Linked DNA regions of Homo sapiens: region 1 is linked to region 2. The links are chromatin loops, found by intact Hi-C in ENCODE. Cell type or tissue: tibial artery. All regions are shown on one strand. Each heading gives the region's core, and the rest is flanking DNA. Links, peaks and the distances in the headings are about the cores only.

Region 1 (15,705 bases), core at 3,120-11,119, 120 kb after region 2:
AGAATGAGACTCCATCTCAAAATAAATAAATAAATAAATAAAAATAAAAAAAAGAAAGGCTGAGGTGGGAGAATGGCTTAAGCCCAGGAGGCAGGCAATGAGCTGAGATGGTACCACTGCACTCCAGCCTGGGCAACAGAGCCAGACATTGTCTTTAAAAAAAAAAAAAAAATTTATTAGACGAGTCCCCTTATGTCCCAGGAAACAGAAAAGCCTATGCCTTCCTATAAACTGACACAGAATGGCTTTACGAAACAAACTAGTCCTGATATAAAATGTCTGTCATAAAGAATTCATAACTAAGGCAACACTGTCATCTTCAGCAGACATTATAAATCTTAAATATTGATAATCAGATCATTTCACCATGGGTCTGCTCAGAGAATGCAAATAATACTTTCAAATTAAGGTAGCTACTTATCTTTAAAGTAGAAACCTCAGCATATGGCTGACTTATCATGCAGTCACATTATCAATATGATTCAAACTAGCTGAATAAGCAAAAGGCAAACTATACCTACCAAAAAAACAGAATTTCTGGAACTTTTAAGATAAATGGTTCTCAGAATTATTCTCCAGCTTTTTACTATGTGACCAAATTCTAGACAATGTTTCAGTCCCTCTAACCATGTGAAATTATGTTCTTTTTCATGCTAAAACTGAGATACCAATGAATACACCCTGCTCTCCTGCCAGCATACCTCTGCCACCTTCATTTGTTCAGTAAATATTTATTCACCACCTACTAAGTACTACTCATAAGCACTGATGACACACTGTCGTAGTAAACAAGCTAGACACAGTTCTTGCCTCATAAGGCTTACATTTTATTGAACACAGCCCCAAAAAAGTAATCAAACAAAACAGAACTCGTGATAAATGGATCCAAAAGGGAGAGAAAGTAACAGAAATGACCCCATCTGGGGTGGTCAGGTAAGATTCCTCCAAAAGATGATATTTAAACAGAGACCTTGAAGCTGGGTAGAACCAACTGCAGGGCGGGAAGAAGAATCTGTTCCGGAAGCAGGAGGTGGCGTGTGACAGGCCTGGGAAGTGTTTGGTGGATGAGTAACATAAACTGTGTTTAGACAGGCAGGGGGCAGATCACACAGGCTTGTAAGGATAGTATGATGAGTTCAGATTTGACTTTAAGGAAAATGGGAAGCTATTGAAGGATACCAGGCAAGAGGGTCAGCTGCGTCCAGGTAGTTTCCAGGTCAGTCTTGCTATAATGTGAAGAACGTAGTGGAGACAGCCAGATGGAAAGCTCAAGGCCAGCGAGGAGGCTACTATCATTGTACTGCAGCACTACACGCGGGCGGCCAGGCAGGGAGATGGCAGTAATGAGGGTGAAAAGGAGAGGGTTCATGAAATAATTTGGAAGTAGAACAGGATTTGTTAATGGATTGACAAACAACATCCTGAACATGCTCCATGTTTTCAAGAATAATATTCTCAAACATTTGACCAAAACTGATCAACAACAACCATTAGTTTAAGAACTATAATACTTTTATAAGAAAGGAGTTTATTAAATATGCTTCTGGGACAATTTTTGTATTATTACTAGGAAAAAAAACCCATAGTTTTGTAGTTAACAGGCTGAAATTTAGCAATAAAAAAATTTCTACAGCCTAATCATACCCGAATTTCTTTTTTTCTTTTTTTTTTTTTGAGATGGAGTCTCGCTCTGTCGCCAGTCTAGAGTGCAGTGGCACGATCTTGGCTTACTACAACCTCCGTCTCCAGGGTTCAAGCGATTCTCCTGCCTCAGCCTCCCAAGTAGCTGGGACTACAGGCACACACTACCATGCCCAGCTAATGTTTGTATTTTTAGTAGAGACGGGGTTTCACCATGTTGGCCAGGATGGTCTTGATCTCTTGACCTCATGATCCGCCCACCTCAGCCTCCCAAAGTGCTGGGATTACAGGCGTGAGCCACCACACCCAGCCTCATACATGAATTTCTAAAGTGCAGTGGCCACTGAGGACTTGGAATCAATGAACAGAACTTCAAAAGTTAGGACAGTGAAACTACGTATTTATTAGCTTAAACCAATTTCCCCCAACAAAATCATCTTTGCCAAGTTGCATTTTAAGGGAAAAAAGAATGTTATGCTTTTTTTTTTTTTTTTTTGAGATGGAGTCTTGCTCTGTCGCCCAGGCTGGAGTGCAGTGCATGATCTTGGCTCACTACAGCCTCCGCCTCCCAGGTTCAAGCAATTCTCCTGCCTCAGCCTCCTGAGTAGCTGGGACTACAGGCACGCACCACCACGCCCAGCTAATTTTTGTATTTTCAGTAGAAATGGGATTTCACCATGTTAGCCAGGATGGTCTCAATCTCCTGACCTTGTGATCCGCCCGCCTCAGCGTGAATGTTATGGATTTGATACAAAAAACAGTCAGGGACATGACCTCTAATTTTAAATATCTCTCATGGAAAAAGCATTCATCTGTTCATTCACCAACAATACGTTTGTGTGACAGGCACTCTCCAGAACTTGCATCTTCTTCCTTGAGATTATCTGACCCCCACCCACAGACTCTGCCCCAAGCCAGGCTCTAGGACTTTCAGCCTTCAATCACCTTTGCCATAAATGTGACTTCTATCCTAATTCAGAAATGGAAGCTCCCACTTTATTTTTGACATAGACTACACTTTGCTTCCTAGATTTGTAACTAAATCCCTTACCTTTCAAAAAAAATGACAGCCTTGGATTGTTATTACCAGTCACCTTCCCAGGGACTAGAGTCTCCCCTTGGACCTAGTATCAGTGATTAAAACCCGCCACAAAATTTGGATATTATCTTTTATCTATTTTATGTAATCTGGCAACACTGGAAGCTTGCAGAGCAAATAAGTTTCATCTCTAGTGCCAATTCTGAGTAACAGTGGCTGTCTAGAATGTCATCTTCAGAAGTATTCTGATGGCAAGTACAGGATAGGAGGTGCCCAGGACTATTTAGAAATGGTCTCACTCATAAGTGGGAGTTGAACAATGAGAACACATGGACACAGGGAGGGAAACAACACACACCAGGGCCTGTCAGGGATGGCAGGGGAAAGGGGAGGAAGAGCATTAGGACAAATATGTAATGCCTGTGGGGCTTAAAACCTAGATCACGGGTTGACAGGTGCAGCAAACCAGCATGGCACATGTATACCTATGTAACAAACCTGCACATTCTGCACATGTATCCTGGAACTTAAAGTAAAATTTTAAAAAAGAAGAAGAAATGCTGCCATAGGAATAGAAGACATAATATTTGTATTTAAAGAATAGTACTGTATTCATAAGTATAATAAAAATGTGTAACTTACAAAACTCATTACAAAAAGATATTTCTTGACTATGTATAGTATATGTAGTAAAGGATAAATAGCTAAAAATGTTTATAGTATAAACATTTTTAAATGTTTATACATAAATAGCTAAAAATGTTTATAGCCTGGAGCCACATTTCTGACACTCCTGTGTTAGAAGACAAGGACAATGAAAGTCAAAGTACTCTTTGTAAACTGGGTTGATTTGGATTAAACTTTTCCCTAGTAACAGCAATTCAAACATTGCTTAAACTTCACAAGCTCAAAAATACATAGACATATCACTAGATTTTAGGAATGAGAACTTGGAGGGGAACCTCCCCAAGCCAAATCATAAACAGAGTTCTAGCAGGTGACAATCCCAAATGTTCTACTATTCCCTATCAATTGAAGAGTTCTGGTTTTCATGCATTTCATACACACATCTGTGTCCATTCTCTTTAGAATCTCCTGCCCCTCTGTGGCATCTGAGTATGAGACAACCTAGCCAACAAGAGCCCTGCAGAGAAGCATCCCAGGAACTTCTATCTTCCAAGCCCTAATTCCCTTTAGTTATATCACAACTCTACCAGCCATATCCACTTACCCAAATGTGTTACTTTCCCTCTGTCAAGATTTGGGAGATCTGATTTAAAAACTATAAAAACAACATAGGCTTGACATAGACTACACTTTGCCATTTTTAGCTATTTAACCTTTACTATAAACATTTTTAGCTATTTAACCTTTACTACATATACTATATATAGTCAAGAAATATTTTTGTAATGAGTTTTGTAAGTTACACATTTTTATTATACTTATGAATACAGTACTATTCTTTAAATATAAATATAATGAAAAGATCATTAATTAAAGAAGAAAGTCAAGCTGAGCACTGTGACTCACATCTATAATCCCAGCACTTTGGAAGGCTGGGGGTGGGGGCGCGAATCATTTGAGGTCAGGAGTTTGAGACCAGCCTGGCCAACATGGTGAAACCCTGTCTCAACCAAAAAAAAAAAAAAAAAATTAGCTGGGCATGATGGCACATGCCTGTAGTCTCAGCTACTTGGGAGGCTGAGGAGGGAGAATCGCTTGAACACAGGAGGCGGAGGTTGCAGTGAGTTGAGATCGAGCCACTGCACTCCAGCCTAGGTGACAGAGGGAAACTCCATCTCAAAAAAAAAAAAAAAAAAGGTCAGGGTTAGGGGGCAACTATCATTAATTTAAGGAACTTAACAATTTCCCATCAAAAACATTTAAGTTTATACACATCAGGCAATACAACAGTTCAAATATTTCATCTAAACTATGGCTTATCTTATAGGTCTCAGATGAAATGTGTTCCAAGAGTTTATAGGGAAAGTTATAGTTACATTGTTTTATTATTTACATAAATAAGCCCTCCTATACTCCCCAAAGGATTGAAAGAAGCTAAATTAAATGATCAATAAATGAGTATCAAACAAGTCAGAAAGTGGCAAAAGAAGGAAAAAAACAAATTCAAGATAATATAAAATATATGGAAATCCATAAAAAATATAAACGGTGGTCAAGCACTAATTACCTTTCCCTGATAATCTGCAAGTAACCCTCCATAGTCCATTCTAAAAACCTGGTGGAGCACCTAAGGCAACAAAGGTCTAATCACATGGACACCCACATTTCAAATTTTTTCAACCTCAAGAATCATTTTATAGACTTCCAAACATATATTTAATATTGTTTTAGAACTTCTTTATCAATCTTGACTCAAATAATTTGGAAGTATTCATCTTTTTACAAAGGATAGCAATGGCTCAGTAAAAATGTATTTGTGCAGTACATACAAGGTAACAAAATGCCCCCACATATATTTCTTCATTTGAGTCTCATAACAATTTCACAAGAAGGGCTGGACAAATATTACTTCCATTTTACAAATAAAGAAAGAGAGCGGCCGGGCACCATGGCTCACACATGTACATGTAACCCCAGTACTTTGGGAGGCCAAGGCAGGTAGATGTCTTGAGCCCAGGAGTTCAAGACCAGCCTGGGGAACCTGGCAAAACCTGGTCTCCACACACACATACAAAAGAATAAAAGAAAAAAAAAAATAAGACAGTATCAGCATCAGAAATAGTTAAATGGCTTGCCTGAGGTCATAACTATTCAATAGTAAGCATCAGAGCCAAAAGAATTGAAACTGCATCTTCTGTAGCCAGCTCTTAGTTCTCTCCATGTTATGGTGTGACATTCAACAGCTGATTTGCAACTATCTGGAAGGCAGCAAAGGAGCTTGGTGGGAATCAACATGACTCCACAGGAAAAAATATTTTCCAGGCCAATTTAATTTCCAACAAGTATAAACCATCATCTATCTTCCCACCCTAACCTGCCCCTCCTGCCTACCCTGTCACCCAAGCACCCAGGCAAGAAGTCAGAGCCTTTGAACAATCCTTCCTCTTTCTCACCCACACATAAAAAGTGGAAGAGCTATACCATGTCCTATTTCCTAAATCACTCTCAATCTGATTCTTTCTCTCCATTCCTACTGCCCTAATTCAGACCTCCATCATCTCCTGTTTGAACAGCCATAACACTCCTAACTGGTTTAGCAACTTAAAGGCTACAAAGATCTAAAGATATATAAAATGCCTACTGGTGTCTATGCCCTCCATTTTACCCAATTCAATACATCTACAAAGCCCCTACATTTATCTTTCTAAAAAGAGTAATCTGCTTACATCATTTTCCTGCTTAAAACCCTTCCATAGCTCTCCACTGCCTGTACAGACTATAAATACACACTCGACCATGTGGCTGGCACAAAGTCCTTCATCATCTGATCCCAGCCAACGTGCCTTTCCAGCCCTTCTGACTCCGACTCCCACACACATCCTCCGCTCCAGGCACAGGGAACACCCACTACAAAGAAGACAAACAGGTTTAACCTCACGTGCCAACTCCAAATAATTAGTAGTGGCCACCTGAAGCATCCTGTTGAGAACTCTTGGGGCTGCTTACGAATTCGGCAGCAAAAAATGCGGTAACTGATTAGCAGTTATATGCTTTTGGCATGGGGAAGTGGGTGGCAGCACAACGCCACACTTGCCATCCATGTACTGCTGCTCTCTGAGTACCATATAACGTCCTCCACATCTCCAAGCCTTTCCACTTGCTGCTGCTGCTGCTGCCTCACATAGTCTTCCTTTTAGGCTACAGCCCCATCCTGGAGACCTCCAGAAACCAGATCTCCTCTGTAACACTCGCCTACTGTCACCAGGCAGGGTCAGCCACTCTCTTCTCTGGGCTCTCATAGTTTTCTAAACATCTTTATTATTTTAAAATTATTGCACTGTACTGTGTTAGTTTCTCCATCTATGAGCTTCTTGAAGGTATGAGTGCAGTTTATCCCTCTTTGTATCGTCAACATCTGGCACAGTGCACTTAGAAGGCACTCAAATATTGGTGAAATGAATACATGAAATCAGGTAATGGGAATATCGCTAACATGGTATTTTCACTAAAAATCCAGGAAGACATGACCAAACCCTGGGACCAGGCAACCTATAGGGATTGTTAGTGACATTCTAGCACTACCCTCCAATTATCTCTATTTATATTTTTATCTCTCCGAAATACAAGATATTAAAGGAGTATATTAGGTAGGAACTTAACTTCTAATTAAATTAAGGGATGGGAGAGAAAATGGGAAATATGACAGAAAAAGACCACAGACTTAATTTAAAAAAATGTATTAGGCCCGGCGCAGTGGTTCACACCTGTAATCCCAGCACTTTGGGAGACGGAGGCGTGTGGATCACTTGAAATCTGGAGTTTGAGACCAGCCTGATCAACATAGTGAAACTCTGTCTCTGCTAAAAATACAAAATTAGCCAGGCGTGGTGGTGCATGCCTGTAATCTCAGCTACCATGGAGGCTGAGGCAGGAGAATCACTTGAACCCAGAAGGTGGAGGCTGCAGTTAGCCAAGATCGCAGGATTGCCCTCCAGCCTGGGCAACAAGAGCAAAACTCTGACTCAAAAAAAAAAAAAAAAGCATTAGCACAATTAGTATAAAAAGACCTAAGAGTCACAGTTTTCAGAAGCCAGCAGTTTGGTATTATTAGGAATATAAACCCTCCATATACCTAATCGAATCCTTTTTAAATTTATACTAATGTCTCATATCAGTTTTAATTTTAAAAGTTTGTGAGATACAATCACTTTGGAAAATTTCTGGCAATATCTACTTATGCTGACCATACATCATGAATTAGCAATTGCACTTTTAGAAACATATTCAACAAAAATGCTACATTTGTTCACCAAAAGACACGTGCAGTAATGTTCACAGTGGCATTATTCATACTATCCAGTAAGTCGATATTTGAAACCCAAATATCCATCTAGAGTTTGAACATCAAAAATAAACTCTTTAACATTTCTTCTTCTATATTAAAAACAGGCCAGGTGCAGTGGATCACACCTGTAATCCCACCACTGTGGGAAGCTGAGGCAGGAAGATCACTTGAATGGGGTTCAAGACCAGCCTGGGCAATATAGTGAGAGACCCTGTCTCTACAAAAAAATAACAAAAAAATTAGCCAGGAGTGGTGGTGTGCATTTATAGTCCCAGCTACTCAGGAGGCTGAGGTGGAAGGATCACCTGTACCCAGAAGTTCAAAGTTACAGAGAGCTATGATCACATCACTGCACTCCTGCCTGGGCAACAGAGCAAAACTACAACTTTAAAAAATAAATAAAAACAAAACAATAAGCAACAAGCATACCCAGTGCTAAGATCATGGTTTCTAAACACCATTCTCCAATAAAAGAAACAAGAGCTCCCTGGAAATATGGGTGACTCTAGGGCTGGGGCAGGAAATATATAAGATGATCCTTGAAACATCTTGCAGTGCCAGAAAGCAAGGACGTGCTCCACCAGACAGAAGGAGGGCTGCATATCAAAGGAACCCAGGAGCCAAGCCTAAGGAGCAATCAATGGCCACAGCGGGAACAATCTGAGCAACAAAACAACCAAAGTACAAAATACATGTCAATCCAGACTGATATAAACAAATGATTGAATATATAAGTAAATGGAGGAGAAGGCACAAATCTTCTTCACAGAATTCAAAATAACTCTAAGAAGATATTCACGTCTCCAGGAGGTGGTTTAATTACCTGGCCCTATCCTTGAACGCAGGCTGGAATTAATGACTCCTTTCTAAAGAACAACATATTAAAAAAAGGTAAAAATAGTAACTTTTTAGTGGAGAAACCTGACAACACTGTCTTAATCAAGTGTCCAGGTTATCGTAGCCAGTGATGTCACATGGTTATCATGTGCCCCAACATGATGTGATCAGGGGGAGCCCTTCACCTCGCTGGTATTCTTCCCCCAAAACTATAACCCAGTCTAGCCATAAAAATACCAGGCAAGTCCAAATGGAGGGACATTTTACAAAATAGCTGACCAGTACTTGCCAAGACTGTCAAGATCATGATAAACTGTCACAGACCAGAAGAAACTAAGGAGATATGATGACTAAATGCAATATGGTATCTCGAATGGGATTTCTGCAATAGAAAAAGGACACTAAGGCCAAGCACAGTGGCTCACGCCTGTAATCCCAGCACTTTGGGAGGCCGAGGCGGACAGATCACCTGAGGTCAGGAGTTTGAGACCAGCCTGACCAACATGGAGAAACTCCGTCTCTACTAAAAATACAAAATTACCCAGGTGTGGTGGCAGGTGCCTGTAAATCCCAGCTACTCGGGAGGCTGAGGCAGGAGAATCCCTTGAACCCAGGAGGTAGAGGTTATGGTGAGCCAAGATCGCGCCATTGCACTCCAGCCTGGACAAGAAGAGCGAAACTCCGTCTCAAAAAAAAAAAAAAAAAAAAAGAAAAAGGACATTAATAGAAAAACTGGGGAAACCCAAATGAAGTCTGGAGTTTAGTTAATAGCAATGCATCAATGTTGTTTTTTCAGTTTTGACAAATATACCACAAGAATATAAAATGTTAACATTTAGGGGAACTGGGTGAGGGGCAAATAAGAATTATCTGCATTCTCTTTTCAACTTTTCTGTAAATCTAAAATTATCCCAAAATAAAAAGTTTGGTCAGGCACAGTGGCTCGCACCTGCAATTTCAGCACTTTGTGAGACTGAGGCAGGTGGATCATTTGAGGTCAGGAGTTCAAGAGCAGTCTGGGCAACATTTTTCTCCACTAAAAAATAAAAATAAAAAATTAGCCAGAAGTGGCAGCACACACCTGTGGTCCCAGCTACATGGGAGGCTGAGGTAGGAAGACTGCTTGAATCCAGGAGCCGGGGGCTGCAGCGAGCTATGATCATACTACTGCACTCCAGCCTGAGCAAGAGAGAAAGACCCTGTCTCTTAAAAAAAAATTTTTTTGACTAAAAATTCCCACTACATTTGGTAACTCAATATTTCCTTCATAGTTTTAAACAAATATCTGAAAGAAGTTATTTTCCTTTTTTCTACTTAGCCAACAAGAAGTAAAAGGGAAATACATACAGCTCTAATGACACTGTTATGAAAGCAGGATGAGAACTGCTGTTATTTTATAGGACCAATGATACAGGAGAGTGAATCTGACCTTCCATATATAACAAGCAGAGTGCAACTCATCATCTCTTATCAACATATAGTCCTTGGTAGCTCAATGATTTTTTTCTTCTAAAGTTTAGTCAAAACTCTTAGTGAGGCCAATGGTTTCCTAAGAGTCCTAACTTACTTGAGGACTAATATCTGTAGATGACTAAATTCTTTCTACTGTTTCCCTCTGCAAAAGTAGAAACACAGATACAAAACCACAAATACATTATTCCAAAATTTCTCCCCAAAACTCTTGTGACCCCTCTCTTATAACCCAACACACGTAGAAATATATTGCATGGTAAATTGGAACCAAAAGTGACAGTAGGTCAGGCTTGGTGGCTCACGCCTGTAATCCCAGCACTTTGGGAGACCAAGGCAGGCAGATACTTGAGGCCCAGAGTTTGAGACCAGCATGATCAATATGGAAAAACCCTGTCTCTACTAAAAATACAAAAATTAGCCAGGCGCAGCGGCATGTGCATGTAATCCCAGCTATTTGGGAGGCTGAGGTGCGAGAATTGCTTGAACCTGGGAGGCGAAGGTTGCAGTGACCCGAGCTCGTGCCACTGCACTCCAGCCTGGGCAACAGACTAAGACTCTGTCTCAAAAAAAATAAATAAACAAATAAATAAAAGTGACAGCAGGCCAGGCATGGTGGCTCATGCCTGCAATTCCAGCACTTTGGTAGGCCAACGTGGGCAAATCACTTGAGCCCAGAAGTTCCAAACAAAACTAGGCAACATGGCAAAATCTCTGTCTCTAAAAAACGATATAAAAATTACCCAGGCATGGGCCAGGTGGTAGTGGTGGCTCACATCTATAATCCCAGCACTTTGGGAGGCCGAGGTGGGTGGATCATGAGGTCAGGAGTTCGAGACCATCCTGGCTAATATGGTGAAACCCCGTCTCTACTAAAAATACAAAAAATTAGCTGGGCGTGATGGCACGTGCCTGTAGTCCCAGCTACTCGGGAGGCTGAGGCAGGAGAATCGCTTGAACCCGGGAGGCAGAGGTTGCAGTAAGCCAAGATCACGCCGCTGCACTCCAGCCTGGTGACAGAGCAAGACTCCATCTCAGGAAAAAAAAAAAAAAAAAATTACCCAGGCATGGTGACACATGCCTGTAGTCCCAGCTACTCGGGAGGCTGAGGTGGGAGGATTGCTTGAATCTGGGAGGTCAAAGCTGCAGTGAGCCGATCAAACCACTGCACTACAGCCTGGGTGACAAAGCGAGACCCTGTCTCAAAAAAAAAAAAAAAAAAAGTGATAGCAATCTTATCCAATTACAGCTAAAATCTTAATTTTGCAAATGAACATCTAAACTTACTGTTAAGGCTCCTCCCACTCACTTAGAAGGGGCCTGTGTAAATGAAGGGACTTGAAGTTTAAGCTGCATTAGATTCATGGTAAATTCACCACTGTGTTTCTGTTTTATTTTCTCTTCTTTAATGACTAGAACTATTTGCCCTTACATCACCCATGTAAAACTAGAACACTACTTGTACATAGTAGGAACTCAAAGCATATTTGTTAGATTGAATTAACCTGACATATTTGAACTTATTATTCAAAGAGAACAATTTTTATCTATTACTGTAACTGATAAGGCATTTCACCAATCTCTAATTCTACCATTCACCCCCACTACCTACTCTGGAAACCTACACATATACTTCATATATTCCTTTCCTTTAATGATCAGGATGGGAACACAAGAAATACAGAAAGAGCAGACCAAAAAAAATGTTTTTAAACATTTTTTTGCTGGGTGCGGTGGCTCACGCCTGTAATCCCAGCACTTTGGGAGGCTGAGGTGGGTGGATCACAAGGTCAGGAGATGTAGACCATTCTGGACAACATGGTGAAACCCGTGTCTACTAAAAATACAAAAATTAGCCGAGCATGGTGGCGGGCGCCTGTAGTCCCAGCTACTCAGGAGGCTGAGGCAGGAGAATCGCTTGAACCCAGGAAGCGGAGGCTGCAGTGAGCCGAGATCACGCCACTGCCTCCAGCCTGAGCAACAGAGCGAGACTCCATCTCAAAAAAACAAAAACAAAAAAAACATATTTTTTCACTATTTCAACCTTTTCCACAAATATTCTCTCTTTAAAATCAAATAGGATTTTATGCCAAGACGATCTTCCCCTCCAAATTAGCATGAACCTTGCTGAGAAGCTTGACTGATCGTATCCTCTTTTCAAAACCCAAACAAAGCCTGAATGTTCCCTATACCAAGAAACCATTCTCAAGGGATCCCTTTATTAGTATGCACACAGGCATTCATTGTTCCTTTCAGGAAAACCTTCTACCAACCTTAAGATTATTTTAAATCAACATATGGCCATAATTTTTAAACGATTCTTTATACATCTAAACTAAAGGTACATCAAAAATTTTGAAACCAAAAGTTAAAATAAATGATTGTTGTCAGACGGGTATTTAAGTCCTGAAAGACTGTGAGACCACACATGATTCTAATCTCTAAAACTACTGCTATTAATAATTCTTTGTGGCATGCCAGAAAAGCAAATGCTTTTTAACCATGTGAAGATCTAGACTATAACCTAAACTGCATCAGTTACTACCTTCTAAAGACCCTGTATACCAAAATGTGCTCTAATTGCTAGTCAGGTATACTTATGAGTATACAAAGAGCCTGCGTGTCTTTAACCCCTTAATTAAGCGTGTGAAAGTTAAAACTTCATCAACTTGTACCTAATAAACTTTCCCAAACAACAAAGTCTTATTATTACTACAACTGCATAAACACTGGAGAAAATAAAATGTTAAATAAGCCACCAAACAAGAATCATAAACTCTCTTGATTCTAAGCAATCTATCCTCCTGTCATCACAGAAATACTTCTTAACCATACTGCTCATTTTAGGACGTTATACATAATTTAATCTTTTTACTTTCAAGAGATCCTCTAAAGAGCTAGTCTTTCCTTTTTCTTGAATTTATCTTCTTGGGTCCTATATCACACTACTTTTATGGCCATGCTAGCAATTTGGCTCTAAGTTTTACCTGAATGCTAAATAAACTCACTAATTCTTCATTTTTTTCCTTCATTGGTCTCCAGCCTCTGACACATTTCAACATTTTTCTGTTTTTCTTATAGCATATTTCTATTTATTTCATTCAAACTGAATCTAACCATTCTCAGATGTATCAATACTGTTAAAAGTAAACAAGAATTAAAATCAATTACTACCACATTCAGTCCCCTAAAAAGTCAGTAAAGCCTATGAAGTACTATTTCTTCTAAAAGGACTAAATGGAGTGATACTGCTGGTACTGGCAAGAACCAGTACGACTCATTCAGCTCAACAACAGAGTGACAATGGCCTGTAGAAGGATTCACTCACTTGAGGATTACAGCCAGAATCCACTTCTCTACCCTGAACACAATCCTGGGCACCACCTGCTAGAGCAGTGGTTCTCAACTGGGATGATTTTGCACCCTAGGGAACATCTGGCAATGGACAGAGACTTTTTTAATGTCACAATTGCAGGGGAGGGGCCTACTGGCATCCAGTGTTAGAGATCAGATCACGGATGCTGCACAGAACAGCCACCACAACAAAGTATTACTCAGCCAAAAATGCCGACAGTGCCAGTTAAGAAACTCTGACCTTGACATTTACCCCAATTCTTGGTAAAAACATAAAACAGATGGACTAGAGACAGTATAGTGGTGAGAAAGGACCACAGGATTAGAGGAAGAAGGAAACTAAAACCTACTGAGTACCTGCTATACAGCAAGTCTTGCCACTTGACATATATTATCCTCACTTATGCCCCAATCCTGTGAAAACAACAATATATTCTGATTTTACACAGAAGGCTAGACTCAGGGTGATTGGGGAACTTACTCACTGTCACTTATCTAAGGGGAAGAATCACAAAACAAATTCAAACCAAATGTTTCATTCCACAACACTACTAAGCCTAGACACTAAAAGACCAAGATTTGATTCAAAGAGTTACTAATCACTTAACTTCCCTAAACGTCCATTTAGAAAATATATCAGGCCGGGCGTGGTGGCTTACACCTGTAATCCCAGCACTTTGGGAGGCCAAGGCTGGTGGATCACTGAGGTCGGGAGTTCGTGACCAGCCTGGGCAACATGGGGAAACCCCGTCTCTACTAAAAATACAAAATTAGCCAGGCGTGGTAGTGCATGTCTGGAATCCCAGCTACTCGGGAGGCTGAGGCAGGAGAATCTCTTGAACCCGGGAGGCGGAAGTGGCAGTGAGCCAAGATTGCGCCATTGCACTCCAGCCTGGGCAACAAGAGCAAAACTCCGTCTCAAAAAAAAAAAAGAAAGAAAGAAACAGAAATCAATGGATGTGAAAACATAAACGTTGCAGATTGCTAACTACATATAATCATGATAAATACAATGAAAAAGAAAGTGTGGCCAGGCACCGTGGCTCACTTCTGTAATCCCAGCACTGTGGGAGGCTGAGGCGGGTGGATCACCTGAGGTCAGGAGTTTGAGACCAGCTCAGCCAACATGGTGAAAACCCTTCTCTACTAAAAATACAAAAATTAGCTGGGCATGGTGGTACACACCTGTAATCCCAGCTACTTGGGAGGCTGAGGTAGGAGAATTGCTTGAACCCTGGAGGCGGAGGTTGCAGTCAGCCGAGACTGCACCACTGCACTCCAGCCTGGGCGACAAAGTGAGACTCCACCTCAAAAAAAAAAAAAAAAAAAAAAAAATTTGGCTGGGCACGGTGGCTCACGCCTGTAATCCCAGCACTTTGGGAGGCCGAGACGGGCGGATCACGAGGTCAGGAGATCGAGACCATCCTGGCTAACATGGTGAAACCCCGTCTCTACTAAAAATACAAAAAAATTAGCCAGGCATGGTGGCAGGCATCTTTAGTCCCAGCTACTCGGGAGGCTGAGGTAGGAGAATGGCATGCACCTGGGAGGCGGAGCTTGCAAGCTTGCAGTGAGCTGAGATCGCGCCACCACACTCCAGCCTGGGCGACTGAGCGAGACTCCGTCTCAAAAAAAAAAAAATTATTTTTACTTATTTTCCCCAACTCTTCCCTACAATGGAAGTCTCATGAATACAAACGTTCCTTAAAACTGAAACGAGAAGTCAGGCGCAGTGGCTCACGCCTGCAATCCCAGCACTTTGGGAGGCCGAGGCAGGCGGATCATGAGGTCAAGAGATCAAGACCATCCTGGCCAACATGGCGAAACCCCATTTCTACCAAAAATACAAAAATTAGCTGGGCGTGGTGGCATGCGCCTATAGTCCCAGCTGCTCGGGAGGCTGAGGCAAGAGAATCACTTGAACTCAGGAGGCAGAGGTTGCAGTGAGCCAAGACTGTTCTACAGCACTCCAGCCTGGCAACAGAGGGAGACTCCATCTCAAAAAAAAAAAGAAAGAAAGAAAAGAAAAGAAAAAGAAAAGAGAGACTGGGCAAGGTGGGTTACACCTGTAACCCCAGCACTTTAGCAGGCCAAGGCAGTTGGATCACTTAAGCCCAGGAGTTCCAGGCTGCAATGAGCTATGACTACAGCACTGCACTCCAGCCTTCAGCAGCCTGGGCAATACAGCAAGACCCTGTCAAAAAAAAAAAAGAAGAAAAGAAAAAGAGAGAGAGAGAGAGAAAGAGAAAGAAATAAAGCGAAAGAAAGAAGGAAGGAATAGAATTTTTAAGTGTGCACACCACCAAATTATTCATCAAGTGTAAGAATCAAGATAAAATCTTCAGAAGACTGTATCTTCCTGAGCCACGCAACTATTCTTAAAGCCAATGAG
Region 2 (15,705 bases), core at 2,894-10,893:
ACTTACATAAAGAGTATTAAATACATTTCATGACTGACATTATTTCACAATATTGTCTATAATAAATTAAAAAATGAATATCAGCCACACAGATTATGAGCTATGACTTTTTAATTCAAATATATTTTATCTGAAAAGAGGGAAAGAAGATTTTATCACATTGACTAGTCCCAAATTAATATTTCAGAAATTAGGGTACAAAAACCCAGTAAAAAGTTATAGCAGTTGTTCTGATAACTGGAAGTCTCCCATGCAGAGTTAATGGATAAGTACTAAAGAATATGATTTATATTTGTGTCAAACTTTATGGTGCATTCTTAAAGATATAACACGCTTCTCCTCCCTGAGGGGTGGATGGTGGCCAAGTAACAACTATAGCAATTATGAAAAAAGTCAAGAGCATTTTATTGAATAAAAAATGTAAAATGTTAAACTATAAATTGATATTCTGTACTACTTAATTCGAATTTATATGGTTCACTACAGAAATTAGAAAAACTATAGATGAAGTCATAAAAATGAAAGCAATTCATTTCTAGGTTCTAGGAAAGGAATTCCTAGAATTCCTCTATTCTTCCAGTATTTTTTGTACCTATACACACATGTGCACACACGCACGCACACACACACACGCAAACACTCTCTCTCTAACAAATGTCTCTGCTCTATACAGCTGGACTGACTCCGCTCTACATAGCTGGACTGACTCTGCTCTACATAGCTGGACTGACATTATCTGCTAATACACATTCACCTTTTCTGTTTTTATACTCATCAGCTCTTCACACCTATAGAAATGCAGTGATGATGATAAAAATGACCATTAAAATATCACAGACAATATTACAAATTATATCACAAAGTTATTTTCTTAATAAATAAAGACAAATTAATAAGACCAATGGCTCATTAGAAAAATGAACAAAGGAAATGAACAAGCAATTGACAAATGATTCTTAAGTACATGAAAAGATATCTGATCTCATTTACAATAAGACAAATGCAAATTAAAATTGTTAAGATACTAATTTTCACTTATCACTGTGAAAACACATTGTCAAGATGTAGGAGAATAGATAGCCTCACACATTGCTAAGGACAGTATCAACTACTAAACCTCTAGGAAGGACAATAGTGTAATATTTTATAAAAATTATAAATGCACATTTCCTTTGACCCAGCAAGTCTACTTCTAGGAATCTACCTTACACTTATGTTCACACTCAAGAAAAATAGGTTAAAAATTATCCATGACACCACTGTTTGTAATAGAAAAAGAATGGAAATTACTTAGTAGCTGTCAATATAGGACTAGTTAAACTCATTACACCATACCCACAAAATAGATTATAAAGGCCTACAGATGTGAAAGCTATTTACTGATATGAAATGATCTCTAAGACATATAATTAAATAAAAAAGGAAAGTTTAAAAGTGAAAAAAGGAAGAAAATACTGATATGCGCTTGTTAGTTATACATAAAATCTCTCTGCAAAGATAAAAAAGAAATTAATAATATTTGTTGCCCATATATAGGGAGAGTGTGAGTAGTAGACAAAAATAGAAGGGTACAATTTAATGTAATATTTTTACAACTCCTGGGTTTTGAACCACGTGAAATTTTTTGTTAAAAATAAATTAAGTTTTAAAAGCTGCAGGATCTGAAAGGTGGCAGAGTTCTTCCACGAGCTTTCAGTAAAATATTCTTGTGAAACATTTTAACAGGGAGAGCAGCGCTAAGAGCAATGACAGGAGGTCAGAGAGAGATTTACTCCTCCCTGATGAGACACCAGTGCTCGGCATGTTACCAACACTCAAAACAAAAATAACAAATCAAACAGAAAAAAGACAGACAGCAGCAAGGACCCTAAACATTACAAATGATGAATGATCTCATTAAAACGAACACATGGCACACTTACAAAAAGACATCTGGTGGTGGATTTTCTGTCAAAAAGTGGTATGTTCACCACTTGGAGGGATATAAACCTATTTTAGGTCTAGAAAGAAACTTCCAGCCAACTTAAATGCCAGAATTTTATTATTGGAGGTGTTGGCATGAGGTGAGGAATAGGCAAGGAATATGAGAAAGCTGATTAAAATACCCTTCAATCTGTGAATGAGACAGACGTCTTGGGGCTTTTTCTTTGCAAGGCTATTCAAGCAGAAAATAAGTTGAAGTCATGTCACAAACAGGTGTCCCAGTGTGAGTTAGTTAACATGCAATTGGCCCTATGACACTGGCGGATTTGGCTACTGGCTTGATAAGAGATTGGGGGGTGGAAAATACTTACATTTGATTTTTCAACCAATTTACAGACTATAAAATGTGGCTATAAGATTTTAAAAACAGACAAAACCATTTCATAACAGCCTAGTCATTTTAGAAAACACTGTTTTTCCCCCAGCAAAAGAAGATACTTTATATACATGAATATAGTTTTTCATTTTAGGTAAAATATTTTTTAGTTTTATTTAAGATAAACCGAGCTCAATAATTTCATCAAGTTATGATTTCTTGCATAGGGCTAACTGAAATAATATATGTACAGGCATACCTCATTTTACTGCCTTTCGCTTTGTTGTACATAGCAGATACTTTTTTTTTTTTTTTGGACACAGTTTTACTCTGTCGCCTGGGTGGGGTGCAGTGGCACGTGATCTCAGCTCACTGCAACCTCTGCCTCCCAGGTTCAAGGGATCCTCGTGCCTCAGCCTCCCGAGTAGCTGGGATTATAGGCGTGCACCACCACACCTGGCTAATTTTTGTAGTATTAGTAGAGATGGGGTTTCATCATGTCGGCTAGGCTGGTCTCGAACTCCCGACCTCAAGTGATCTGCCCGCCTCAGCCTCCCAAAGTGCTGGGATTACAGATGTGAGCCACCCCATGCCTGGCCAGATATCGTGTTTTTACAAATTGAAGGTTTGCAGCAACCCTGAGTTCGGCAAATCTATTGGTGCCATTTTTCCTAGAGTATGTGCTCACTTTGTATCTTTCTGTCACATTTTGGTAATTCTCACAATATTCCATTTTTTTTTTATTAAATCTGTTATGGAGATCTGTGAGGAGTGATCTTTGATGTTACTATTGTCATTGCTTTGGGGTGCTCATGACAGTGTCCATATAAGACAACAAACCTAATTGATAAATGCGTGTGTTCTGACTGCTCCGCTCACTAGCCATTCCCCCATCTCTCTCCCTCTCCTGGGGCCTCCCTATTCCGTGAGACACAATGATAATTTAATTAGGCCAATTAATAACCCCACAATGGCCTTTATGTGTTCAAGTGGAAGGAAGAGTCATAAGTCTCTCACTTTAAATCAAAAGCGAGAAATGATTAAGTTTGGTGAGGAAGGATGTCAAAAGCAAAGATGGGCTGAAAGCTAGGCTCCTTGCACCAAACAGCCAAGTTGTGAATGCAAAGGACAAGCTCTTAAAGGAAATTAAAAGTGCTACTCCAGTGAACATGAATGATAAGAAGGCACAACAGCCTTAATTCCTGGTATAAAGTTTTAGTGGTCTGGATAGAAGATCAAACCAGCCACAACATTCCCTTAAACCAAAACCTAATCCTAAGCAGGGCTCAAACTCTTCAATTCTATGAAGGCTGAAAAAGGTGAAGAAGCTGCAGGAGGAAAGTTTGAAGCTAACAGAGATAGGTTCATTAGGTTTAAGAAAAAAAGTTGTCATCGCTCGATAAAAGTGCAAGGTGAAGCAGCAAGTGCTGAATGTAGAAGCTGCAGTAAATTATCAAGAAGATGTAGCTAACTGATGAAGGTAGCTACATTAAACAACATATTTTCAATGTAGATGAAACAATTTAATATTGGAAGAAGATACCATCTGGGACTTTCATAGCTAGAGAGAAATCAGTGCTTGGCTTCAAAGCTTCAAAGGACAGGGTGACTCTCTTGTTAGGGGCTAATGTGGGTGATGAAGTTGAAGTCAATGCTAATTTACCATTCTGAAAATCTTAGGGCCCTTAAGAATTATGTTAACTCTACTCTGTCTGTGCTCTATAAATGGAACAACAAAGACTGGATGGCGGCACATCTGTTTACAGCAAAAAAGATTCCTTTCAAAATATTACCACTCATTGACAATGCATTTGGTCACCCAAAAGCTCGATGGTAATATACAAGATTAATGTTGTTTTCATGCCTGCTAACACAACATCTATTGTACAGCCCCATGGACCAAGGAATAATTTTTACTTGCAAGTCATATTTAAGAACTACATTTTGTAAGGCTATAACTGTCATAGACAGTGATTCCTCTGATGGGTTTGGGCAAAGCACATTGAAAACCTTCTGGAAAGGATTCATCATTCTAGATGCCATTAAGAACACTGGTGATTCATGAAAGGAGGTCAAAATGCAACATCAACAGGAGTTTGAAAGAAGTTGATTCCAACCCTCATGGATGACTTTGAGGGGATCAAGACTTCAGTGGAGGAAATAACTGCTGATGTGGTGGAAACAGTCAACAGAATAAGAAGTGGAGCCTGAAGATGTGCCTGAATTACTGCAATCTCATGAGAAAACTTGAACTAATGAGGAGTTGTTTCTTATGGATGAGCAAGGAAAGTAGTTTACTGACATGGAATCAACTCCTGGTGATGATGCTGTGCACATTATTGACATGACAACAAAAGATTTCAAAAATTATATAAATCTAGTTGATAAAGCAGCAGGAGGGTTTGAGAAGATTGACTCCAATTTTGAAAGAAGTTCTACTGTGGGTAATGTGCTATCAAACAGCACTGTATGCTACAATGTATTCTGATTTTTCAGAAAGGGCCAAAGCCACCCTAACCTTTAGCAGCCACCACCTTGATCAGTCAGCAGCCATTAATGTCGGATCAAGACACTTCACCAGCAAAAAGATTACAACTCACTGATGGCTCAGAGGATCACTAGCATTTTGTAGCAATAAAGTATTTTTATTCTTATTTTTTTTTGAGACATAGTCTCACTCAGTTGCCCAGGATGGAGTGCAAAATGGTGTAATCACACCACATGGCAGCCTTGACCTCCCAGGCTCAAGCAATCCTCCTACCTCAGCCTCCTGAGTAGCTGGGTCTACAGGCATGAGCCACCATGCCAGGTTAATTTTTTTAAAAACTATTTTTTGCAGAGATAGGATCTCACTACATTGCCCACTCTAGTCTCAAACTCCTAGGAAGAAAGTATTTTTTAATTAAAGTATGTATTTTTTTGATGTAATGCTATTGCACATTTAATAGACTATAATATACATAAAGATAATTAATTTTGTATGCATTAGGAAACAAAAAAATTTGTATGACTTGCTTTATTGCAATATTTGTTTCATTGCAGTGGTTTGGAATCCAACCCGCAATATCTCTGAGGTATGCCTATAAATCACTTAACAAAGTTTCTCTATATGTATTGGATTATATTGTGTAAAATATACTCATATAATACTTTGAAAAATTCATAAGCCATGCTTATATCCAATTCATTGTTTTACCCCATAATTGTAATGTCTGGTCAAATATTAGCAGCTAAAGATAAACTGGCTCTAATCTGGGCATCTATAATTCATCCTCCCATCCTAGGATTTCATTAAATTTGGGGTAAGATTTAACCATTCAGAAGAATTTGGCCGATGAGGTTTAAACCAAAATCCCATGTAAGTGAGAATCATTTAAACATTTAGAAAATCACAAATTGGCAAAATACTACTTTTAAACAGCATAGCTATTTATACTGATGGGGGGAAAAATGTTTTCTTTTCTCTAGGAAAACTTTAGAAATATTCTGGGAAATGAAAGATCAAAGAAGTCAATTTACTTCTTCAGTATAACAGATTGGAAGGCAAAGATGAATAATTTAACATTTAAGTTTTTCACAGTAAAATGCCGGGATTATAAGGCATGAGACACCGTGCCTGGTGAATTGTGCAGAATTACACATTAAAGTAATAACAGGCAAGGCACAATGGCTCATGCATGTAATCTCAGTGCGTTGGGAAGGTAAGGTGGCAGGATCACTTGAGGCCAGGAGTTTCAGACCAACCTGGGCAGCATAGCAAGACCCCATCTCCACAAAAATAAAAATAAAAAAATCAGCCAACCATGGTGGTGAACACCTGTAGTCCTAGCTACTTGAGATGCTAAGGCAGGAGGAACACTTGAGCCCAGGAGCTAAAGAGCTATGATCACCCCACTACACTCCAGCCTGGGCAGCAGAGTGAGACCGTGTCTCTCTAGGAAGAAGAAAAAAAAAAAGTGGCCAGGCACGGTGGCTCACGCCTGTAATCCCAGCACTTTGGGAGGCCGAGGCAGGCAGATCATGAGGTCAGGAGATCGAAACCATCCTGGCTAACACGGTGAAACCCCGTCTCTACTAAAAATACAAAAAAATTAGCCGGGCGTGGTGGCGGGCGCCTATAGTCCCAGCTACTCAGGAGGCTGAGGCAGGAGAATGGCGTGAACCCGGAAGGCGGAGCTTGCAGTGAGCTGAGATCATGCCACCGTACTCCAGCCTGGGCGACAGAGTGAGACTCCGTCTCAAAAAAAAAAAAAAAAAAAAAATAATAATAATAATAATAATAACAAAGGCTATTATTAAAATTTTAAAAATAAGGATAAAAATTGTTTATCGTGATGCTAGTTAGGTAGAAATGGGAGTTAAAATATATAATACATTAATATAGAAAAAACAAACCTGCTTGTGTTATACATTTTTTAAAATATCAATATTTAATTCAACACTGTTGTCATTTCATCTGTTTAAGAAAATTATACCCCTGAAATTCTTTTCTCTTGCTGCTTTTAGAAAAAAAAAGTTTCACATCAAGCATTTATGGGGGATTGGAGTGGGAAGGAAACAATAAATGAACCTCATTAGTAATTAAAATCAGATCCCATGTGTATAGAACTTCGTGACTATACACACGGGAACCTGCTTCCTCGCTCACACCAGCTTCATCTGGATTAAAAAGCCCCCCAGTAGCCACAGATTTACCAAGATTTCTGTTTTAAAGCAAAAACTATCTTTAAAACAAAGGAGTTCTATTTCTTGAAACCTGAAGAACTAAAGACTAGCTTTTAGTATGTTATAACTCCATCTACTCATTCCTAGCATCGTAAAGATCTTCCCTAGGATGCAGTTCATCTTCTTTGCCATGATGCCTTGCTCATTAGGGGTGTTACAGAGCTCCCTGAGCAATGAGGCTTAGAGATCATCATATGCTCAGAAACTCACTACCTGGAACACAAAGGTTTCCAGTAATACATGCTAAACAAGGGATGAAAGCAGTACAGCAGTCTAGGGTCAGAATACTGAAGATACACACACACACACACACACACACACACACACACACAGAGATGTATCTGATGCCTGCAGAAAGCCATTCAGAGCATGGGTAGTCACAAAACTATAGACTCTTCTGGTGCATCTTCCCATCAGATGCTTGTATAGTATCCCTGCATAGTACCCTCTGAGACAGTGGTCCCAGTGTTTGAGAAGTCACTTCTCCCTCTGCCCTTCTACCTTGCTTGCTCTCATCTCCTGGCCTTCATGTGTGCTGTTTACTATGCCTGGAACACATTTTCCATCCACTATTTTGCCTCAGCATTTGGGTCTCAGCTTCGAAGTTACTTCTGGGAAGCTGTGCATGGTCCCTTTGGTGGCTTCCACAGCACCCTGCACCCACTGGCCACGGCCCTTCTAACACGGTGCTGGATGACATGCTCCTACACTGTCCTCCTTACTCTCTTGAGTTCTGTGAAGGCAGAGATCATGTTCATCTCATTCACCATCGTACCGACAGTGAGAAAGGCAGTAAGAGTAGCACTTAAAACATGGCTTCTGTGAGGACTCAATGAATATTAATGCACATAAAGTCAGAACAGCATTTAGCACAGAGTAAGTATGGAATAAACGTTAGCAGTATTAATCATAGTAGCACCCATTATATGGAAGACATTTTATTTTTTTTAATTTAATTTTTTTTTTGAGAGGAGTCTCACTCACTGTCGCCAGGCTGGAGTGCAGTGGCATGATCTTGGCTCACTGTGACCTCTGTCTCCTGAGTCCAAGCAATTCTCCTGCCTCAGCTTCTCGAGTAGCTGGGATTACAAGCACATGCCACCACGCCTGGCTAATTTTTGTATTTTTAGTAGAGATGGGGTTTCACCATGTTGGCCAGGATGGTCTCAATCTCTTGACATCGTGATCCACCCGCCTCACCCTCCCAAAGTGCTGGGATTACAGGCGTGAGCTACTGCGCCTGGCCACGGAAGACATTTTAAATAACTTGCATGAATAAAATGATTCTCCCAACTGATCCTAGTTCCTCTGACAGCCAGCATCTCTCCATTCACTAGGCTTTGTGATGTCTCCATATGGATATTATGTTCTGTCAAGTCTTCTTCAAAATCCCAAGCTCCTCCACTGTTTCTTCTGTATTAAGGTTTGTAGACACCTCACTCACATCCTGACCTACCTCAAGATCAACTTTTATTGTCTATCATTTGTACAAAGTTAAAAATTAGGTCTAATTTTAAGTCCTTTTATCATCACAGGCAGCTACTTTATTAAGGTTTGTTGAACCGTGCTTCAGTTTTTCTATCTACACGAGTGAGGCAGTGAAGGGTAATACTACCAAACTCACAAGAACATCACAAGGATTAAAGTACTAACATAAACAAAGGATGAGATACCCAGGGTTTATATATAAGGATAGGCCTTTCGGTGAACATGATGTAGGTTGTCTGGGCTTAGAGCTGCTGCAGAAGGCTTTGGATCTTTCTTCCCCCAAGTACATAAATTATATTAGAAATATTTTAAAAATTAATGAAAATAAAGCAGCATTCAATTTCAACCCCCAGCCCTCAGGTTCCCACTTCTGGAGAGCAGAATGAATATGAAGAGGCAGCTGTGTGTCCAGGAGCCCCAGGTGTGCATTAGCTGTGCACCATTCCTGTGCTGCTCCTGGCTCCTGATAACTCCATAATCGGCATCTTAAGGTTGATTCTATTCTCCTCTGTTTCTTCTTGAATAAAAATATGTTGGCCAGGTGCAGTGGCTCACGCCTGTAATCCCAGCACTTTGGGAGGCCGAGGTGGGTGGATCACGAGGTCAGGAGATGGAGACCATCCTGGCTAACACGGTGAAACCCCGTCTCTACTAAAAATACAAAAAATTAGCCGGGCGTGGTGGCGGGTGCCTGTAGTCCCAGCTACTAGAGAGGCTGAGGCAGGAGAATGGTGTGAACCTGGGAGGTGGAGCTTGCAGATTGCGCCACTGCACTCCAACCTGGGTGACAGAGCAAGACTCTATCTCAAAAAAAAAAAAAAAAGTTAAAGGCTTAGAAGACTCCAACTCTAATATTTATTAGGTTAAAAAAACTTAATCTCATTGATGGAGGCCCCAGTGTTACCCTAAGCTGAGGAGGCAGCAAAGGAGACATACCTAAAAAGACTACAAGAGATACTGTCTTGGGTCCCTAAATCTATGACAGGACTGACAGTACAAACATGGTCCTTGCCCTTAAGAAGTTCACAGTCTAGTGGGAGATAAACGTATACAGTAATTACAACACAGTGTCACTGTTGTAAGTGACAGAAAGATGCCAGAGTGGAGTGCTCATTGAATGAACATAGAGAAGAAAGAATGACTTCGATTGGAAAAAGCATTTCAGAATAGTAGATAGACATTTGAGTTAGGTCTTAAGGAGAAGCAGGCATTTTCTAGGTAGCGAAGAGGGGAAAGGGACATTTCAGGTAGGTGCAGAGGCCCTGGACATTCAGGAATGAAGGAAGTGTAGGCAACACCAGCACACATAGGGCAGGGATGAATGGTGAATGAAGAGCCTGGAGAGGTCAGAACTGGGTCAGATTGTGAACAGCTGCCCTGTCATGCTAAGGGGTTTACACTTTCCACCTACAAGTATCAAGAAGTCATGAAAAGGGAAGTAACATTAGAGGGTTTGTCATGGTCCAGGCAAGAGATGTCAAACCAATGCGTGAGGCAAGGTAAGGTAGACACAGTGAGAACACGAGGGAGGCTCTGCATTTTGGAGATAACTGAAGAGCATCAGGGGACCAAGATGCAAGACAGATGGTGAGAAACCAGACCTACAATAGCTAAACCACAGATTCTTTAATTCATTTAACAATGATCAAATATCTACGGAGTCCCCATTACACTGGGATATAACAGTGAATTAGAGAGAAAAGGTCTCTGCCCTCAATGAGATTATATTCTTGTGGCAGACATCAATGAATAAGAAAAGAGACCAACAAAACAACTACAGACCATGATGGCTGCTAAAAGGGAGATAATAGGGCAACGCGATTAAAATGAAAACAGCAGGCTGGGCACAGTGGCTCACGCCTGTAATCCCAGCACTTTGGGAGGCCGAGGCGGGCGGACCACGAGGTCAGGAGATCAAGACCATCCTGGCTAACATGGTGAAACCCCGTCTCTACTAAAAATACAAAAAATTAGCCGGACGTGGTGGCGGGCGCCTGTAGTCCCAGCTACTCTGGAGGCTGAAGCAGGAGAATGGTGTGAACCCGGGAGGTGGAACTTGCAGTGAGCTGATATTGCGCCACTGCACTCCAGCTTAGACGACAGAGCAAGACTCCGTCTCAAAAAAAAAAAAAAGGGCAGTATGTGCTGAATATATAAAGGTGTCTGGGGTGGCCTGAGGAGATGTCCTTTCAGCTGAGGTATGAAGGGTGTGAGTGAAAAAATCATACTTGAAAGGGTCAAGGAAGACAACACTTATAAGAAGCGTTTAATATGTCAAGAAACTAAGCACCGCAGGTACAGCCACACTTGAGAAGAGTGCAAAGATCATTATAATCAGATAATCAGAAATGACAACCCACACCTGTAGAGCCTACTGCTGAAGAAATCCAAGATGAGTTAACTGTATTAGACATCTTATCTCTCAAAGATCAAAATGTTTGAAATATTCTACCTTAATTTGGGTGATGTTTATGTGTATGAATGACACAAGAAAGTGCAAGAGGAAGAGAAAATTTTCATCACTTTGAGTACATAATCTAGAGAACAGAGATTAGGACATTAAAAACCTATTTTACATGCCTTATAAAGTTCTTGCTGCAATATCATGAACACATGCTATACAATGCACAATTATTTTCACTGTTCATTCACTGATGACTAATGTTACTGTATTACGAATTTATTCTGTACAAGGATTTTCTACCAGTAGATTGTGAAAATAATTTTATTTTTAGCCTATACTGACATCAATATAGTAGTAATGTCAGTATTGAATGTTACAGCTAGCTTACCAATTTTAAAAAGTTAAATCTGTGTTTTTAAAAGGCCTACAGCATCCTCAATTTTGATTAATTTATCTACAGCATTGAACTGCTTTTCTGTAAAATCTATCTCAAATTTAAGATATAAAATAAAATAGTATACAATAATTTCATAGAAAATTCTACCAGGAATGCACTTACTTATCTATATACACTTTGCCTACAACGTAAGACTAATAACAAAAATGAGGAAAAGCTTGTTGAATAAATAGAACAAAAAATTTAGTCACGCAAATTTTATTTTCTGCATAAAATTTTAAGACTAGACGGAAGCTTAACATGTCTTGCCTCCTCCCCGATTTTTATGTTTTTAGAGACAGGGTCTCACTCTATTACCAAGGCTGGATGGAGCACAGTGGTGAGATCATAGTTCACTGCAGCCTTAAACTCCCGGGCTCAAAAGATCTTCCTGTCTCCGCCTCCCAAGCAGCTAGGATTCCAGGATTCTATGATCTTGCTATGCTTCTCAGGCTGGTCTCAAAACACCTGGTCTCGGCCTCTCAAAGTGCTGGGATTACAGAAGTGAGCCACTGAGCGCCAGGCCTTCCTCCCCATTTTTAAAGATGAGTAAACAGAAGTCTTGCAAATGCTATTTGATTTTAAGAAGTTACATGAATAATGAATGGTATGATTCACCAATAAAGGGGCTTTTACAAAGGTCAGTGGTAATATAAATATTTCAAATTATGAAATAAATAAAAAATGAGTTATTTGCTTTAAAGAAAGCTTTCAAAAAATTCTTTTAAAACAGTGTACTCTTATGATACATCAAGTTTCTACTATAATATCATTATACCCCTACTATGAAACAGTGTATTACTGGAGAATTTGGTGAGCATACTGCACACTCTCAACGTGGAGGCAATGATGGCTAGAGCATGCTAGGAACGTATCAGAAAAAAATCAACTGACTTTCTAGTCTTAAAATTATTTTATCTCAGTCTTTGACACTTCTATGATACTCTATCTTTTCTCATTTCACATCTCCCTCTTTATTTATTTGTTTATTTTATAGATAGGGTCTTGCCTTGTTGGCCAGGCTGGTCTTGAACTCCTGGCTTCAAGTGATCCTCCTGCCTTGGGCTCCCAGAGTGCTGTGATTACAGGCATGAGCCACTGTGCCTGGCCTCCCTCTTATTTCATACCTCAACTTTACATGGTACCCCCCCATCCCATTTATGTGCATATGCAGGACCATCATCCCCTAACACCAGCATGTGCATGCCCACACATTCTCTCATAAACTCTCTTCTCTCCAAAGCCAAATCTTAGTCTTTCTGACTCACATATTCTCTCTCCAGAACTGCTCAGAAACCTACATCAAAGTATCTACCTCCATTTTCTTCAGAACTCTCTCTTTAGTTTCATCTAATAATGCATTTTATGTGACACTCTTAGAGGAAAATAGCAATAACTTCTATGTAGTGGAACACCTTTGCCGGACTGAAGGGTATGATGAGGATGAAAATGCTGTTATCAGCAGCACTGAGAACTTACTTCTATGTGAATCTCTAATCTCTCTAAGCCTCAGTTTACTAATTTGCAAAGAGTCACAGGATTGTTACAAGGATCAAATGGAGTAAGGAAGAGAAGGCATTTTATAAAGGAGCTGTATGAATATGACAGTAAAGTAGCAGGGGTTAAAGTTTTAGGTAATGATAAATAATTTTATTTAACAATAACAAAACTGGGGACTGATGATCAAAAAATTACCTGGACCACAATAGATTAAAGGATACTACCATTAATATAATTTCATTTTCTCCAATAAAAAATTTTACAATTGAAACTGCCCCCTCTGCACAGCACAGGCTCACCAGCTACCCCTGCAGTATGGCTCTGGAATATGGTGGTGTCACTGGCAGCAGGGCAGGGTGGCTCTTCTTTCATACAACCTGATGCACTCGATGGATTGCTTAGACAGTGCCTCCAGCTATACTTAACTTACAAGGATATCAAATTTCTTAGGAGACACAGTAATGTGTACTTATTTTCAAGGATATCACATTGCTTAAGAGACAAAGTAACAGCAGGCCTACCCAAATCTTTATCATTAAAAGAATGACCTTAAAGGAGTTCATTGGTTGTTTAAGAAGAAAATCATCACATCATGAAAGGGATTAGAATATAAACAAATTTGCTTTCTAAATAAATAGATGATGAACCAGATACTGTGCTTTATAAAGTAGCCAGGTTCAGTAAATGCACTTAACACTTTACAGAACAAGTATAACATTGGAAAACAGATGGTAGATTTTATATTTTAATAAATTGCCAATTTGCCATATAAGAAATTTAGTATAATTAAAGTACTTTTGGACTATCAAATCAGACACATTATCAGTAACTGAGCTCAAGTGTTCTGACACTATGCTTCCACCCCAATTTATATGCATTCATGCACACACATATACACAGATATAAGGTAGTTTGAAAAATTGTTGATACTCAATTTTTAATTTCGTTGAATCAGTCTATTGTTTCAAAAATTCCACTTGGTACACACTAACTCATAGGTATAAAGAATGATTCTTAAAATATATTAAGTATTTTGGGATCTTCCGAAAAAAGTCAAATTAACAAATAGTATTTATTAGTGTGAAAACAGTATTTTTGAGAAAAGGCTGAAACCATTTACATACATAAACTAACATGTATAAAAATGTTCTATCATTTCAAGAAAACCTTATACATTGCAGAGGTGAAAGAAACTTACATTCCTGAAACCTGAGTGTTGATAGGCAATTTATGTGCTTTCTTTGTCTAGGAAGTCACTCAAGATGAGAGAAGTGATGACAGGAGCTTCAAAGGAAGAAGGGTGTTTCAACAAGGATGAAGGCTGATTACTGGCAGGCAGCAGAGGAGAGACAGAATATTAGCAAACCCACCTCAATCGAAACAGGGAGATGTAGAGGAGAGATCGGCTTCCCGCAGGAGGAAAGCAAGAGAAAGCACTACCCTTAGGGGAACAAGTGTTGTCAGAAGAGCCTGAGGGGACTCTTTTCAAAATGGAGTGCAGTTTCCAGAGAAGACTGGGAAAGGGTGAGATGGAGATCAACGGAGTAGAAACAGAGGAGAAGGAGATATGAAAACAGGATGGAACTAATGCCTATAAAGTCCTAGTCTTGGGGTGGTGACAGAGTGAGAGATGTGGCTGGAGCTTCAACCAGTTGTGAGGGCCCAACCTCGGTCAGCCTGGCCAGTTTCTGCAGGCACTGCCACACAGCAGTTTTACTCCACCTGTCAGCTTTTTCTTTAAATAAACTTTAATAATGTTTGAGCCTCTTTTTGAAAGTGTGTTTGCATATCTTGCAAAGCAAAATTTTAATCAAGAGCAAAAAATTTTTTTTTACATCAGATGAGTAATGTGCTGACATAACAAGGTTTAGAAAAAGGAACATCTCGCACACAAGTGTGAATATCCAATCATCACGCTTAGGAACTGCAAAAGGATCAAGAGCAAACATTTTTTAAATGCTCACTGCAGTAGAGTAGTAAAAATACTAATATTGTTCTATTTAAGCTCAGAAATAGTTTCTAAGAATGCCAGTGTTGGAAGGACTTTAAGAGCTCATTTAATTTCCTCTATTAACAAATTTGCTTTCTAAATAAATAGATGATGAACCAGGCACTGTGCTTTATAAAGTAGCCAGGTTCATACATGTACACCCTAAAAATAATGCTCTGGGGAAGGCAATCTCAGTTTTAACAAGCTGGGAAAGGTAACGACAGCCTTAAAAAGTAATCTTTTCTACTATTCGAGAAAACCTAGTTGAGGATGTGCCTTTGGATGTTCACTTTGAAGCTTTTAATCAGATCCCACTTCCTCTGGTTCTGCTCAATGAGAACAGCTAATCCATTACACACACACACACACACACACACACACACACACACAACTTATTTATTCTTCACAGAGGGTTCACCTTTTTTCCACTCTGTTGACAACTTTCCTCCTTGATCCAATTTTATAAAATTAAAAAAAGAAAAAGGCAAAGCTTTTCATTGCCCTATCATAAAAAGACAGACTATAAGCAGTACCCTAGCTAGAGCAGAGGAAGGATGCTTAGAGCTCTTATTCATATATACACAATGGATCTATTTAAGGGTGATTTATTAAGGGTGATCTGCCTGAGACATCCATCACCTACTTACTACCAGGGTTAAGTACACCTTATTGGGCAAATAGTTTAGTTTTTCCTTTTTTGCTTACATATCCAGTATGTGTTCTTCCCCAAACTGTGGGTCATGGTAAGTTTTAGCCTAGTGCTTCTGATAAACCCTGTATGTTAGTTGTAAAAGAAATGATACTGTGACAGTTAATTTTAGGTGTCGACTTGACTGAATTAAAGAATACCTAGAGAACTGGCA

The links. Peaks named below come from ENCODE experiments on the same cell type or tissue, not always from the same donor. Only the 100,000 strongest peaks of a DNase experiment are listed, where the experiment ranks them.
Region 1: it touches region 2 in a loop (2.2-fold over the local background); 12 of 110 quality-filtered maps call a loop at or near these places.

The regions. Positions count from the first base shown.
Region 1 is chr18:12,639,714-12,655,418 of GRCh38, forward strand. The region is part of intron 1 of SPIRE1 (spire type actin nucleation factor 1); the gene reads right to left. Among named protein-coding and RNA genes, the nearest start is that of SPIRE1, 11 kb to the right of the region's middle. RefSeq lists enhancers at 7,854-8,678, 11,856-12,439. In tibial artery, for the core only: no CTCF peak of the experiment used is centred there; a DNase peak (open chromatin) is centred at 6,148; H3K4me3 peaks cover 710 bases; H3K27ac peaks cover 2,276 bases.
Region 2 is chr18:12,518,738-12,534,442 of GRCh38, forward strand. All of the region lies in intron 4 of SPIRE1 (spire type actin nucleation factor 1), which reads right to left. It overlaps LOC124904371 (small nucleolar RNA U13), which reads right to left and starts at 14,788; the gene lies at 14,687-14,788. RefSeq lists a silencer at 9,820-10,020. In tibial artery, for the core only: no CTCF peak of the experiment used is centred there; a DNase peak (open chromatin) is centred at 7,623.